Linked DNA regions of Homo sapiens: all the other regions are linked to region 1. Evidence: chromatin contacts called from ENCODE Hi-C or POLR2A ChIA-PET data. All regions are on one chromosome and are shown on one strand. The core of a region is the stretch at or near the end of the contact, and the rest is flanking DNA. Distances in the headings are between cores, read along the strand shown.

What was found. A loop is a pair of places that touch in the nucleus more often than their neighbours do. ChIA-PET counts read pairs that join two places held with the same protein, here RNA polymerase II (POLR2A). Pooled maps may share reads with other maps.
Region 2: a loop to region 1 is called in a pooled map, with 8 times the contacts of the local background. The contact joins the promoter of AACS here to the promoter of PXN-AS1 in region 1. A Hi-C loop is called at or near these places in 1 of 50 pooled maps. POLR2A ChIA-PET finds 5 or more read pairs at or near these places in 2 of 52 experiments (AG04450 and BJ).
Region 3: a pooled map shows a loop between it and region 1 (12-fold over the local background). The contact joins the promoter of SBNO1 here to the promoter of PXN-AS1 in region 1. A Hi-C loop is called at or near these places in 6 of 50 pooled maps. POLR2A ChIA-PET finds 5 or more read pairs at or near these places in 2 of 52 experiments (T-cell and naive thymus-derived CD8-positive, alpha-beta T cell).

Annotation. Positions count from the first base shown.
Region 1 is chr12:120,199,651-120,203,533 of GRCh38, forward strand. It overlaps PXN-AS1 (PXN antisense RNA 1), which reads left to right and starts at 1,641. Exons shown (of 4, transcript NR_038924.1): 1 at 1,641-1,776. RPLP0 (ribosomal protein lateral stalk subunit P0) reads right to left here and starts at 1,461. Exons shown (of 8, transcript NM_001002.4): 1 at 1,433-1,461; 2 at 1,080-1,181. The coding sequence starts at 1,133. RefSeq lists enhancers at 1-106, 1,147-1,216, 1,617-1,976.
Region 2 is chr12:125,063,302-125,067,184 of GRCh38, forward strand. It overlaps AACS (acetoacetyl-CoA synthetase), which reads left to right and starts at 2,134. Exons shown (of 18, transcript NM_023928.5): 1 at 2,134-2,416. The coding sequence starts at 2,284. LOC105370052 (a long non-coding RNA gene) reads right to left here. Exons shown (of 4, transcript XR_001749365.2): 3 at 1,702-1,809. RefSeq lists a silencer at 1,775-2,394.
Region 3 is chr12:123,363,228-123,367,110 of GRCh38, forward strand. It overlaps SBNO1 (strawberry notch homolog 1), which reads right to left and starts at 1,620. Exons shown (of 32, transcript NM_001167856.3): 1 at 1,474-1,620. It overlaps MIR8072 (microRNA 8072), which reads right to left and starts at 1,616; the gene lies at 1,537-1,616. SBNO1-AS1 (SBNO1 antisense RNA 1) reads left to right here and starts at 1,721. Exons shown (of 2, transcript NR_157806.1): 1 at 1,721-1,888; 2 at 2,298-2,577. RefSeq lists enhancers at 286-1,004, 661-710, 2,171-2,380 and silencers at 1,191-1,300, 1,341-1,420, 1,531-1,770, 1,901-2,000.

The DNA of each region.
Region 1 (3,883 bases), core at 391-2,890:
ATTGGCTAGCTGGGTATGAACGCTGAAAATTAGGTTTCTACATTCAATCAAGGAGTTTTTTCTTTTTTTACTTAGTTTTTAATTTTTCCCAATTACCAGGCATGCTTCTGATTCACTAAAATGGTTAACAGGATAAAAAAGGAATGTTCCAAGTAAGTTGGTCAAGAGGAGGGCTAGATTCACAGCATTAAAAGCACCACGTTAAGCAAATATAGCAACATTATTATTTGTAAAAACAATCTAGGCGTGTTTATCCGGATTGTTACACAATTCCTTTGGGTTTTGTGTCTGAAAACCTTCTAAGTGTGGGAAAATGTAATACAAGCTATGCTCTACAATGCTGCCTAATTGCTTAAGCGCAGTACAGTCAGCATTTCTGGGCAAGGGAGACCCACCTCAAAGGCCATCCAAAAGTCATTGGACACTTAAGTTTCTTGGCTGACAGGTCCTAAATATGCAACAGCTTGCTTCCTTACAATGAGTCATTCCTGACCTCAGACCTTCTCAAAAATGGAGTAAAACTGTAATGTGCGGCCGGGCGCGGTGGCTCACACCTGTAATCCTAGCACTTAGGGAGGCCGAGGAAGGTGGATCATGAAGTCAAGAGATCGAGACCATCCTGGCCAACATGGTGAATCCCTGTCTCTATTGAAAATACAAAAATTAGCTGGGTGTGGTGTCGCGCCCCTGTAATCCCAGCTACTCGGGAGGCTGAAGCAGGAGAATCGCTTGAACCTGGGAAGCGGAGGTTGCAGTAAGCCAAGATCAAGCCACTGCACTCCAGCCTGGACAACAGAGCGAGACTCCGTTTAAAAAAAAAAAAGTATAAAGCGCGCTCTTTTAGAAGCCAGACAGACCTGGATACGAATGCTGTCATCTTAGGACCCACTTAACTTGCCTGAGCCCGTTTATCTGCAACAGAAGGGACCTATCTCAGGAAATTGTTAACTAAACAGTATTTTCCCAAAAATGGCCTAATTCAGTAGCCGGTGTGAGTAGACCCTCAGCACATAGCAGCTGACTGTCCCTATTTGCGCTGGGGCAACATGAAGAGCAGAGGCGACCCACCCTGCACTTACGATGATCTTAAGGAAGTAGTTGGACTTCCAGGTCGCCCTGTCTTCCCTGGGCATCACGGCGGTGCGTCAGGGATTGCCACGCAGGGTTTAAAGACGATGTCACTGAGGAGAGACAGGGAGCTCAGGCCTGGTCACGCCGACACCCATCCCGCGGTCCCGGGCCTAAGAGGAGCAGGACACGCGCAATCGCCCGCCGGCCCTGCCTAGGGCAGCGGCCGTCATCTCGGGGCGTGCAAGCCGCCACCGAGGCCCCAGGCGGAACAGAATAGGACTCCATGTTCCCAAAGGCCCCCAAAGACCCCTCCATGCTTCCCGCCGGCGACCCCTGGCGCCCATCTAACTAGCACACGAACCTTCCACGAGGACGCCTGGCGAGAGAAGGGCCTCGCGCCCGCGCGTGCCTTTTATAATGCGAACAAAGTAGCCAATCAGAAACCGCGGATAGCGCTCCTGTCTATTGGCTGCGCCATCGCCCGTCAGACAAAGCTGAACGAATACAGGCAACCATTGGATAATATCGCTGCCACTCCAGCCAACGGAAAGCCGCCTTTAAGTAGGGTCGCGAAGGAAGGCGCTGCCTCGCGTTGGAGGAGCTTGCTCTGAGCTGCTGCCACCTGCTGGGCTGGAGCTGGAGCTGGAGCTGCGAATTCGGAGTCCCGGTTCCCTGTGCCACCTGGCGAGCTCAGCAAACTAAAAGGTATGACGTGGAGCTGAGACATAATTGCACATGCTTAGAAACAGAATGGTTTCTCTTTTTTTTTTTTTTTTTGAGACGGAGTGTCGCTCTGTCGCCCAGGCTGGAGCGCAGTGGCGCCATCTCGGCTGACTGCAAGCTCCGCCTCCCGGGTTCACGCCATTCTCCTGCCTCAGCCTCCGGAGTAGCTGGGACTACAGGCGCCCGCCACCGTGCTCGGCTAATTTTTTTTTTGTATTTTTAGTAGAGACGGGGTTTCATCATGTTCTCCAGGATGGTCTCGATCTCCTGACCTCGTGATCTGCCCGCCTCGGCCTCCCAAAGTGCTGGGATTACAGGCGTGACCCGCCGCGCCCGGCCTCAGAATGGTCTCTCGTCTTCTCTAGTTTTTCCGCCTACCAAAACAGAGGGATCCTTTAAAACCTGGCCGGGCGCGGTGGCTCACGCCTATACTCCCAGCACTTCGGGAGGACGAGGCGGGTGGATCACCTGAGGTCAGGAGTTCGAGACTAGCCTGGCCAACATGGCAAAACCCCGTCTCTACTAAAAATACAAAAATTAGCCAGGTGGGGTGGCGCATGCCCGTAATCCCAGCTACTCAGGAGGCCGAGGCAGAAGAATCGCTTGAACCCGGGAGCTGTGAGCTCTGCAGTGAGCTAAGATCACACCATTGCACTCTAGCCTGGGTGACAGAGAGGGACTCCATCTCAAAAAAAAAAAAAAAAAAAAAAAAACCTAAGTCAGCTCATCTCCTTATCTGCTTAAAACTTTCCGTTTCCTACAGAGTAAAAATCTAAAACCTAAAGTACCTACAAGGCCCTTACCTATCTGTCCCTCACGCCCACTCTGATCATCTCAGATGTTTTCCTCCTCACTTACTTGCTTTCTACCCAGATGATGCTCTGCTGCTTTTCCAGAGCAGGCTTTACTTGGGGGCTTTTGCATTAGCCATTCCCTCTTCCTAGAAAACTAGCCAACAAACATCCATAGAATAATTCACCTCCATCAAATCTTTTTTTTTTTTTTTTTTTTTTTTTTTTTTTTTTGAGAAGCAGTCTCACTCCGTTGCCCAGGCTAGAGTGTAGTGGAGCAATCTCAGTTCATTGCAGACTTGACCTCCCAGGCTGAAGTGATCCTCCCACCTCAGCCTCCCAAGTAGCTAGGACTACAGGCACACACCACCACGCCAAGCTAATTTTTTGTACTTTTTGTATAGATGGGGTCTTGCCATGTTGCCTAGGCTGATGTCAAACTTCTGGGCTCAAGCAATCCTCCCACCCTGGCCTCCTAAATTGCTGGGATTACAAGAATGAGACACCTTGCCCAACCCTGAGATCTCTTTTTTTTTTTTTTTTTCACTGAAACCTATGGAATTATGTATTAAATGATCCCCAAAGAATCAGCTATTTCAAAATTAAAAATTATTACAAAGAGCTTCATACATCATGTTATATCCTATATCACACACCATAAAACTGTCAGAAGTAGGCCGGGTGCGGGGGCTCATGCCTGTAATCCCAGCACTTTGGGAGGCTGAGGTGGGCAGATCACGAGGTCAGGAGATCCAGACCATCCTGGCTAACACAGTGAAACCCCGTCTCTACTAAAAAATACCAAAAGTTAGCCAGGAGTGGTGGCGGGCTCCTGTAATTCCAGCTACTTGGGAGGCTGAGGCAGGAGAATTGCTTGAGCCCAGGAGGCAGAGGTTGCAGTGAGCTGAGATTGCGCCACTGTACTCCAGCCTAGGTGACAGAGCAAGATTCCGTCTCAAAAAAAAAAAAAAAAGTTAGAAGTAGCTCGATTTCACGTTACTGTATTTCTTTTTCTTTTCTTTTTTCTTTTCTTTTCTTTTTTTTTTTTTTTTTTTGAGACAGAATTTCACTCTTGTTGCCCAGGGTAGAGTGCAATGGCGTAATCTCGGCTCACCACAACCTCCACCTCCCGGGTTCAAGTGATTCTCCTGCCACAGCCTCCTGAGTAGCTGGGATTATAGGCATGTGCCACCATGCCCGGCTAATTTTGTATTTTTAGTAGATACGGGGTTTTTCCATTTTGGTCATGCTGGTCTCGAACTCCTGACCTCAGGTGATCCACCCAGCTCAGCCTCCCA
Region 2 (3,883 bases), core at 884-3,383, 4.9 Mb after region 1:
ATGGCTACTCCATAGACAGAGCACCCTGAGGGGTGCTGGTTGCCCATTCTCATGGTTATTTCTTGATGATATGCTAAACAAGGGGTGGACTATTCATGCCTCCCCTTTTTAGACCATATAGAGTAACTTCCTGACATTGCCATGGCATTTGTAAACTGTCATGGTGCTGATGGGAGTGTAGTAGTGAAGTCAAGCAGAGGTCACTCTCATCACCACCTTGGTTTTGGTAGGATTTAGCCGGCTTTTTTACTGCAGCGTGTTTTATCAGCAAGGTGTTTATGACTTGTATTTTGTGCCGACCTCCTGTCTCATCCTGTGACTTAGAATGCCTTCACTGTCTGGGAATGGAGCCTAGTAGATCTCAGCCTCATTTTACCCAGCCCCCACTCAAGATGGAGTTGCTCTGGTTCAAATGCCTCTGACATTAAGACCAGCTGGCTGTTAACCTTAACTTTAGCCAAGACAAACCCCAATTCAGTTACTTACCTAGGGATGGGTCTTAGGCTGTAGACTGCTCTCTACCATTCTAGAAGCAGGAAAAAAGACCTCATCTTCCCTGTTGGAAGCGAGCTCAAACTCCATAAAGGAGTTACCTGCCTTCCATTGTCATGGAAGCAGGAAACCTTGCCTTCCTTGTTGGAAGCAAGTAAAACTGCAAAGAAAAGAGTTGTACAGCAAAATAAACTTTAGATCTCCACCAAATTTTGGGAGATCAGGGAGGCTCTGGAGGGGGTGCTCTCAGACCTGGGCTCACTCTTGTAATCCCAGCACTTTGGGAGGCCGAGGCGGGTGGATCACCTGAGGTCAGGACTTCAAGACCAGCCTGGCCAACATGGTGAAATCCCGTCTCTACAAAAATGCAAAAATGAGCCGGGCTCGGTAGCTCACGCCTGTAATTCCAGCACTTTGGGAGGCTGAGGCGGGCGGATCACCTGAGGCCGGGAGTTGGAGACCAGCCTGACCAACATGGAAAAACCCTGTCTGTACTAAAAATACAAAATTAGCCAGGCGTGGTGGCACATGCCTGTAATCCCAGGTACTCGAGAGGCTGAGGCAGGAGAATTGCTTTAACCTGGGAGATGGAGGTTGCCGTGTGCCGAGATCTCGCAATTGCACTCCAGCCTGGGTAACAAGAGCGAAACTTCGTCTCAAAAAAACAAAACAAACAACAACAACAACAAAAAAAAAAACACGAAAAATTAGCTGGGCATGATGGCGTGTGCCTGTAATCCCAGCTACTCAGGAGGCTGAGGCAGGAGAATCGCTTGAACCTGGGAAGCAGAGGTTACAGTGAGCTGAGATTGGGACATTGCACTCCAGCCTGGGCGACTGAGTGAGACTCAAAAAAAAAAAAAAAGCTAAGGCGGGGAGGGGGCCTTCCAGGTCATAGGTAGATAAGGGACAAATGGCTGCATTCTTTTGAGTTTTCAATTAGCCTCTGCAAAGGAGGCAATCAGGTGTGCATTTAACTCAGCAGAGGGGTGACTTTGAATAGAATGGAGGCAGGTTAGCCCTAAGCAGTTCCCAGCTTTTCTTTTCCCTTTAGCTTAGTAGTGGGGCCCCAAGATTTATTTTCCTTTCACAAATGTGTATTTTGATACCCATTGGCATACTATGTATATTATTGTATTATACTATGACATTATCTTGTGTATGTACACGATGTACTTATTTGTTAATCGTCTCCCGTCTTCCTCACACCTGTACCCCTCCTCTCCTGTTGACAGAGAACAAGAATTTTGTTTTGTTCGCTGCTGTATCCGCAAAGCTCCCAAAGTCCTCCGAATGCCGCAGGCTCTCAGTAAAGACCTGCAGGAAGAAATAGCGAATGAATGATGTACACGTGTAGGAAACAGCGGGCTCGGACGCCTGGCTTCTCCGGCTGCCCTAACGCCCTCCAGCTCCAGGTGAGGTCGGGGAGCTGGGGCCAAGGCTCGTGAGCGCCCCTCACCCCCACGCCCCCCGGCCGCGGGCGCTGGAGCCGGCGGCTGCGAGCACTCCTTTGAGCGGCGCTGCACTCAGCGGAGGGTTACAGGCGGGAGGGCGGGGCCTGGAAGGGGGCGGGGATTCGAGGCGGGGCCTGCGGGGCGGGGCCTGGGCCAAGCGGCCCGCAGGAGGCGGCGGCGGCCGTTCAGTCCCTTGTTCCCCGCCGCCGCCGTCGCTGACCCAGCCCGCCAGGCGCTCCTGACCGTCGCTTCCTCCGGTCCCAGGTCCCCGGCCCTCGCCTCAGCCCCGGCCCCTGGTCCCCAGCCCTCGTCGCAGCCCCGGCCGCCCGCCGCCGCCATGTCCAAGGAGGAGCGCCCCGGTCGGGAGGAGATCCTGGAGTGCCAGGTGATGTGGGAGCCTGACAGTAAGAAGAACACGCAGATGGACCGCTTCCGGGCGGCTGTGGGCGCCGCCTGCGGCCTGGCGCTGGGTGAGAGTCGGGCGCGCGGCCGGGCCTGCGGGGGATGGGCGGGAGCCGTGCAGGGTGGTTGGGTGGTCTCCCCATGGCTAGTTTCACGCTTCTGGGGCTGGAGGAGCCACTTGATGGCGGGGAGGCCTTCTGACTGCGGGGTTCCCCCCAGTCTTGGGGAACATCACCCCTCCACAGCACCTCCTGGCACTTCCTGACTCTGCAGCGTCTCCTCTGCATGTGGGGGTCACCCTCTCCCCGGGAGTGTCACCCCTCGGGAGGGCCAGCTGCCTGTTGACCGTGTGACCCCTTGCTAGGCTTTCCTACCTGTGAGGTGCTCCCTGGAGTCTTGACCTCCGGCCTGTGGGGGCTTCCCCCGGACATAGGGCCTTTTTGACTTGCAGCTCTTCCTCTGTTTGTGGGGGTCCCTTGCCAGTCCCCAGTGCCGTGCACTCTGTCCCCCTGACCTCCCTCATCTCCAGCTGCCCCTGCTGGAGGCCAGCACCTAGCAGGATGGTCAGGCAGGAGGCCCTGTCCACGTGTCTACACTCCCAGCCCCCAAACAGAACCTAGTAAAAGACTCTCTTTCCACCCATCACCTTGAACCTCAGAAACTGCCTCTCTCGGTGCGGGTGGGGCAAAGGCTCCTTCTCCGTGGGGTAACCGCTCCGGGTGCTCTTCCTGAGCTCTAGCTGGCTTGCCCAACTACCAGCTCCACCCCTCCACCCTGCCTCCCCTAGGTATTCCTAGGGGATTTTTTTTTTTTTTTTTTGAGACAGTTTCTCTCTCGTTGCCCAGGCTGGAGTGCAATGGCGAGATCTCGGCACACTGCAACCTCCGCCTCCCGGGTTCAAGTGATTCTCCTGCCTCAGCCTCCCGAGTAGCTGGGATTACAGGCATACACCACCACGCCTGGCTAATTTTGTATTTTTAGTAGAGACGGAGTTTCTCCATGTTGGTCAGGCTGGTCTCGAACTCCTGACCTCAGGTGATCCGATCGCCTTGGCCTCCCAAAGTGCTGGGATTACAGGTGTGAGCCACGGCGCCTGGCCTCCTAGGGGATTTTTAACTCATGGTCTCCCCTCCTCACCCCCTCCGCTGGCGCAGGGACTCCCTTGTTTCTGTTGGTGGCGTCACTGTTCTTGCTCAGGCTCACAGGGATGGACACCCCAGTCACCTGTGGCACCAGAAGTCTTCTGCCACAGCCCCATGTCGCTCACATCTCCTCCTTTGCAGCCCCTTGTCAGGGGTTCTGGGGCCTCCTTTCCTCCTCACCAAACAGTGGTTGGTTTTCCTGCTTCCTGCTTTTCCATCCATTTGCATCCTGCTTGCTTTGCCAGAGTAATCTTGAAGCATACAGGTCTTACTTTGTCACTCCTTGGCTCAGAAGTTCTCAGTGGTTCCTTGTTGACCACAAAATTGCAGACGGCTGCCTGGCAGCTTCCAGGCCCTCCACAGCAGTGGGGAGCTTCCACAGAGTCATTTTCC
Region 3 (3,883 bases), core at 370-2,869, 3.2 Mb after region 1:
GAGAAAATGTTCCCTTGCTTGCAAAATTAATGTCCCACTCAAGTCACCAGTAGGAAATTCTGCTATCTTCTGTGCAACGATGATAGCTTTCCCTACGCTTATGAAAATCAATTCTGATTGCTAGAAAATATGGTGGAAAATAGAATCCCTCTGTACTGTCAGCTCGCAGAATTATCTGAAAGTGTTAAGTCAATTCCTGCTAGGGCACTCCGGATGACAGTTCTCTGCACCCTTCTGGATGACTCTTTAGAAACCATATTCCATCCCTAATTCTGGCTGTCTAGAATATATGAAACATTTAACTCAACATAAAATGATAATAGCCAACTTTCAAAGGTCAAAGGGGACCAGTTTATAACCTTCCCTCAACACGTGTTCAGTACAAACTTCCGGGTGCACTTACAATTGGCTGCGCAATTCAATGGATAAAAACGTTGCTTTATTTGTCTCTCATTTTCTGGCCCGTTCTTTTCCCACGTTTCTCAACCAGCGACTCCCCAAAACAAAAGCCTCCCACAGTAAACCGAGCACGCACATAAAAAGAGCTTCTCTGTGCGAGGATCAAGTTAGTGGTCCGCAAACATTAACCAAACAGAAGCACAAAGCAGGGGTGGGAAGGGGAGGAGCTGGATGCCAGGGTCAGGAAAGAAACAATCAGAAGGGTTTAGGAACATCCAAATCTCCTCAGCGGTTAAACCGACCCCAAACCACTTCTGGGAAACCACCGGTATCCACTGCTTTGGGGAACTCTGGATGCTCGTTATGCCAAACGCTCTCAAAGTAAGCAAATCCCCAACTGCCGTTCCCCTCCATGGGTAATTCTTAGGGTCTGGGAGGTGAGCTCGCCCGCCGAGGCAGAACTAAGCGAGTCGCCTGGAGAGGCGTGAAGGGAGCCTGCACGTGTCCCCCGCGGCTTCCCCACCGCCCCAAGAGCGGGGCATGTACGAGACCGCGCTGTGGGGTTCAGATTTAGGAAGGACGACCGCGTCGCCTGCCTCCCTCCCTCGCCCAGAGCCGGGAGCAATGCTGGGGCACGAAAGAGGACTTGGGAAGGATCCGGTCCTTACTTTCCCCGCGGGTCCCGGACCCGCAGCCCCCGGGTTGTGAGGCGGAAGCCAAAGGGGCGAACCCAGCGGAGCCGGCGTGCACAGACCCTGCCCCGCGGTCCAAGAGGGGTGCCTCCGGCCCGGGACAGCGGGGCTCCCGGAGCCCGAAAGCCCCACGAGCGGCGACAGCGGGGCCCGGCGCTGACGAACAGAGGAAGCGAGTACAACGGAGCCGCCGTCGGGAACATGCCCCCGAGGGCCCCGGAGCGCGCGGCCGCGAGGAGCGGCAAGCGGCGAGGGAGGCCCCAAGCCGGGGCGAGGTGGCTGTCCCCCCAGCCTGGCCCCGCACGGCCCCCCGAGGGTGGGAGTGGGAGGCTGTCCGGGAGGGGGAGTGTGGAAGGAGAAAAGGGCCAAGGGAAGGACTTACTTTCCCCGCGGGACCCGGCGCCAGCACAGCTCCTCCCGGGAGGTGTGAGTTTGAAGGACCAGAGGCGACTGGAGCGGAGGCGGCGGTGGCGGCGGCAGCAGCGGCGTCCTGCTCTGCCTACCTCCCCGCCGCCATCTTGACGCCCCTCCCCCAGCCCCCCCGCCCCGCCGGGAGGGGCGGGGGAGGGGCAACGGATGAGGCGCCGCGCGCACGCAGCGCCCTCACGTGACTTCCTCCCTCCTCCCCCACCCGCCTCTCTGCGCCCCTCTCCGCCCCGCCTCCCTCCTAGGTGAAGGAAGATGATTTCCCCCCCATCTTGACCACCCCCCAGTCTTCGCCGCCAAAAACGGACTCCGCCGGCTATCCTCGGCCCGGTACCAGTTGTTGGATCCAAGAGAATTCCGGAACCCAAACGGTCCATTACCGCGGCTCTGGGGTGGGCGAGGGGTGAGGGGGCCGGGTTTCCGCGAAGGGGGAGGGGGAAGGCGAAGGCCACCTAGGAGAGTCACGTGACTACTGTTTCCGCCGGCGCTCACGGAGAGCTCGCGGTAATTCCGTTTCCCCGCCCTTTTTTCCCCGCGGCCTGTCGGGAAGAAGGTCCGCGTGCCAGGGCTATCGGGAGGTCGGCCGGAGGGCCGCGCGCATGCGCCCCGCGCCTGCTTTCAAACTCCGGTTAGGAAGGGCCTGGAGCTATTTTCAGAACCTGTTAGGGTGGGGAGCTACGGCCCAGGAAGTTACCTAGCAGCGTTTCTGTCACTTGGAAGATCTCTTCATTACCTAGTTAGTCCTAGAAACAAAATGTTTACATATTCATTGCTTGTTAGGCTCGCTCAAAGCACTTTATTGGCAGTGAAACCGCAAGTAACCCGGAGCCCTCGGCGCGACCACGGCTAGAATCAGAGCCTAAGGCGTGTGAGCTCAGCCATCCCACGTCTGTCTTCACGCTCATACGCAAGCCCGACACACCGGGGCTCCCACTTAATGAATACTGAAGAGTAGGGCTGTCCCTACCGCTTCTCACTTCCTTGTTTTCATCTTTTCGTTATTATTAAGCGACCTAACACAATAAACATATTACCTTGTTGGTAACCCTTTTGTAAAGTCATTCTGAAAGTGCTGTTTGACTCCGTTGCTTGGGTAATAAGCACGCCTGGGTGATTCTTGCCCCCTACTGGCTGCGCATCCTACAAGCCTAGTGCTGAAAGCAAACCAAGTAGCTGGAACAGTTGGAGGTTACAGTGTGAACTCTTCCAGAGACAAAGTATTCGGGGAAAGAAAGGAAAAAGTAGGCACAGAAAGAATAGGAAACTTCAGTGTTTGTACACATAGATATGTATTATATATCTATGTATACATTTATAAATATTTTTAAAGTGCTAACTAATCGCTTTACTAATTACATTATTTCATTTAATCCTCTCACACACATAGAAAAAAAACCTATAAAGACAAAAATAAAAAATATTTTAGGCCGGGCGCAGTGGCTCACGCCTGTAATCCCAGCACTTCGGGAGGCCGAGGTGGGCGGACCACCTGAGGTCAGGAGTTCGAGACCAGCCTGGCCAACATGGTGAAACCCCATCTCTGCTAAAAATACAAAATTTAGCTGGGGCTTGGTGGCGGGCACCTGTAATCCCAGCTACTCTGGAGGCTGAGGCAGGAGAATCGCTTGAACTCAAGAGACGGAGGTTGCAGTGAGCCGAGATCGTGCCATTGCACTGCAGCCTGGGCGACAGAGCGAGAATCCGACTCAAAAACAAAAAACAAAAAAAACCTTAGGCACAGGCCAGGTGTGGTGGCTCACGCCTGTAATCCCAACACTTTGGGAGGCTGAAACGGGGATCTCAGCCAGGAGTTTGAGACCAGACTTGGGTAACAAAGTGCAACCTCATCTCGACAAAAAAACATTTTTCTTTTTGAGACGGGGTCTCGCTCTGTCGGTCGCCCAGGCTGGAGTGCAGTAGCGCGATCTCGGCTCACTGCAACCTCTGCCTCCTGGGTTCACGCCATTGTCCTGCCTCAGCCTCCCGAGTAGCTAGGACTTTTTTTTTTTTTTTTTTGTATTTTTAGTGGAGACGGGGTTTCACCGTGGTCTCGATCTCCTGACCTCGTGATCCACCCATCTCGGCCTCCCAAAGTGCTGGGATTACAGGCGTGAGCCACCGCGCCCGGCCCAACAAAAAACTTTTAATTAGCCAAGTGTGATATATAGTCCCAGCTACTCAGGAGGCTAAGGTAGGAGAATCACTTGATTGCCCAGAAGTTTGAGGCTACAGTGAGCTATAATCGTGCCACTGCACCAGCCTGGGTAACAAAGCGAAACTATTTTTTTAATTTTTTTTTTTTTTGAGACATAGTTTCACTCTTGTTGCCCAAGCTAGTTTGTTGCAATGGCGGGATCTCAGCTCAC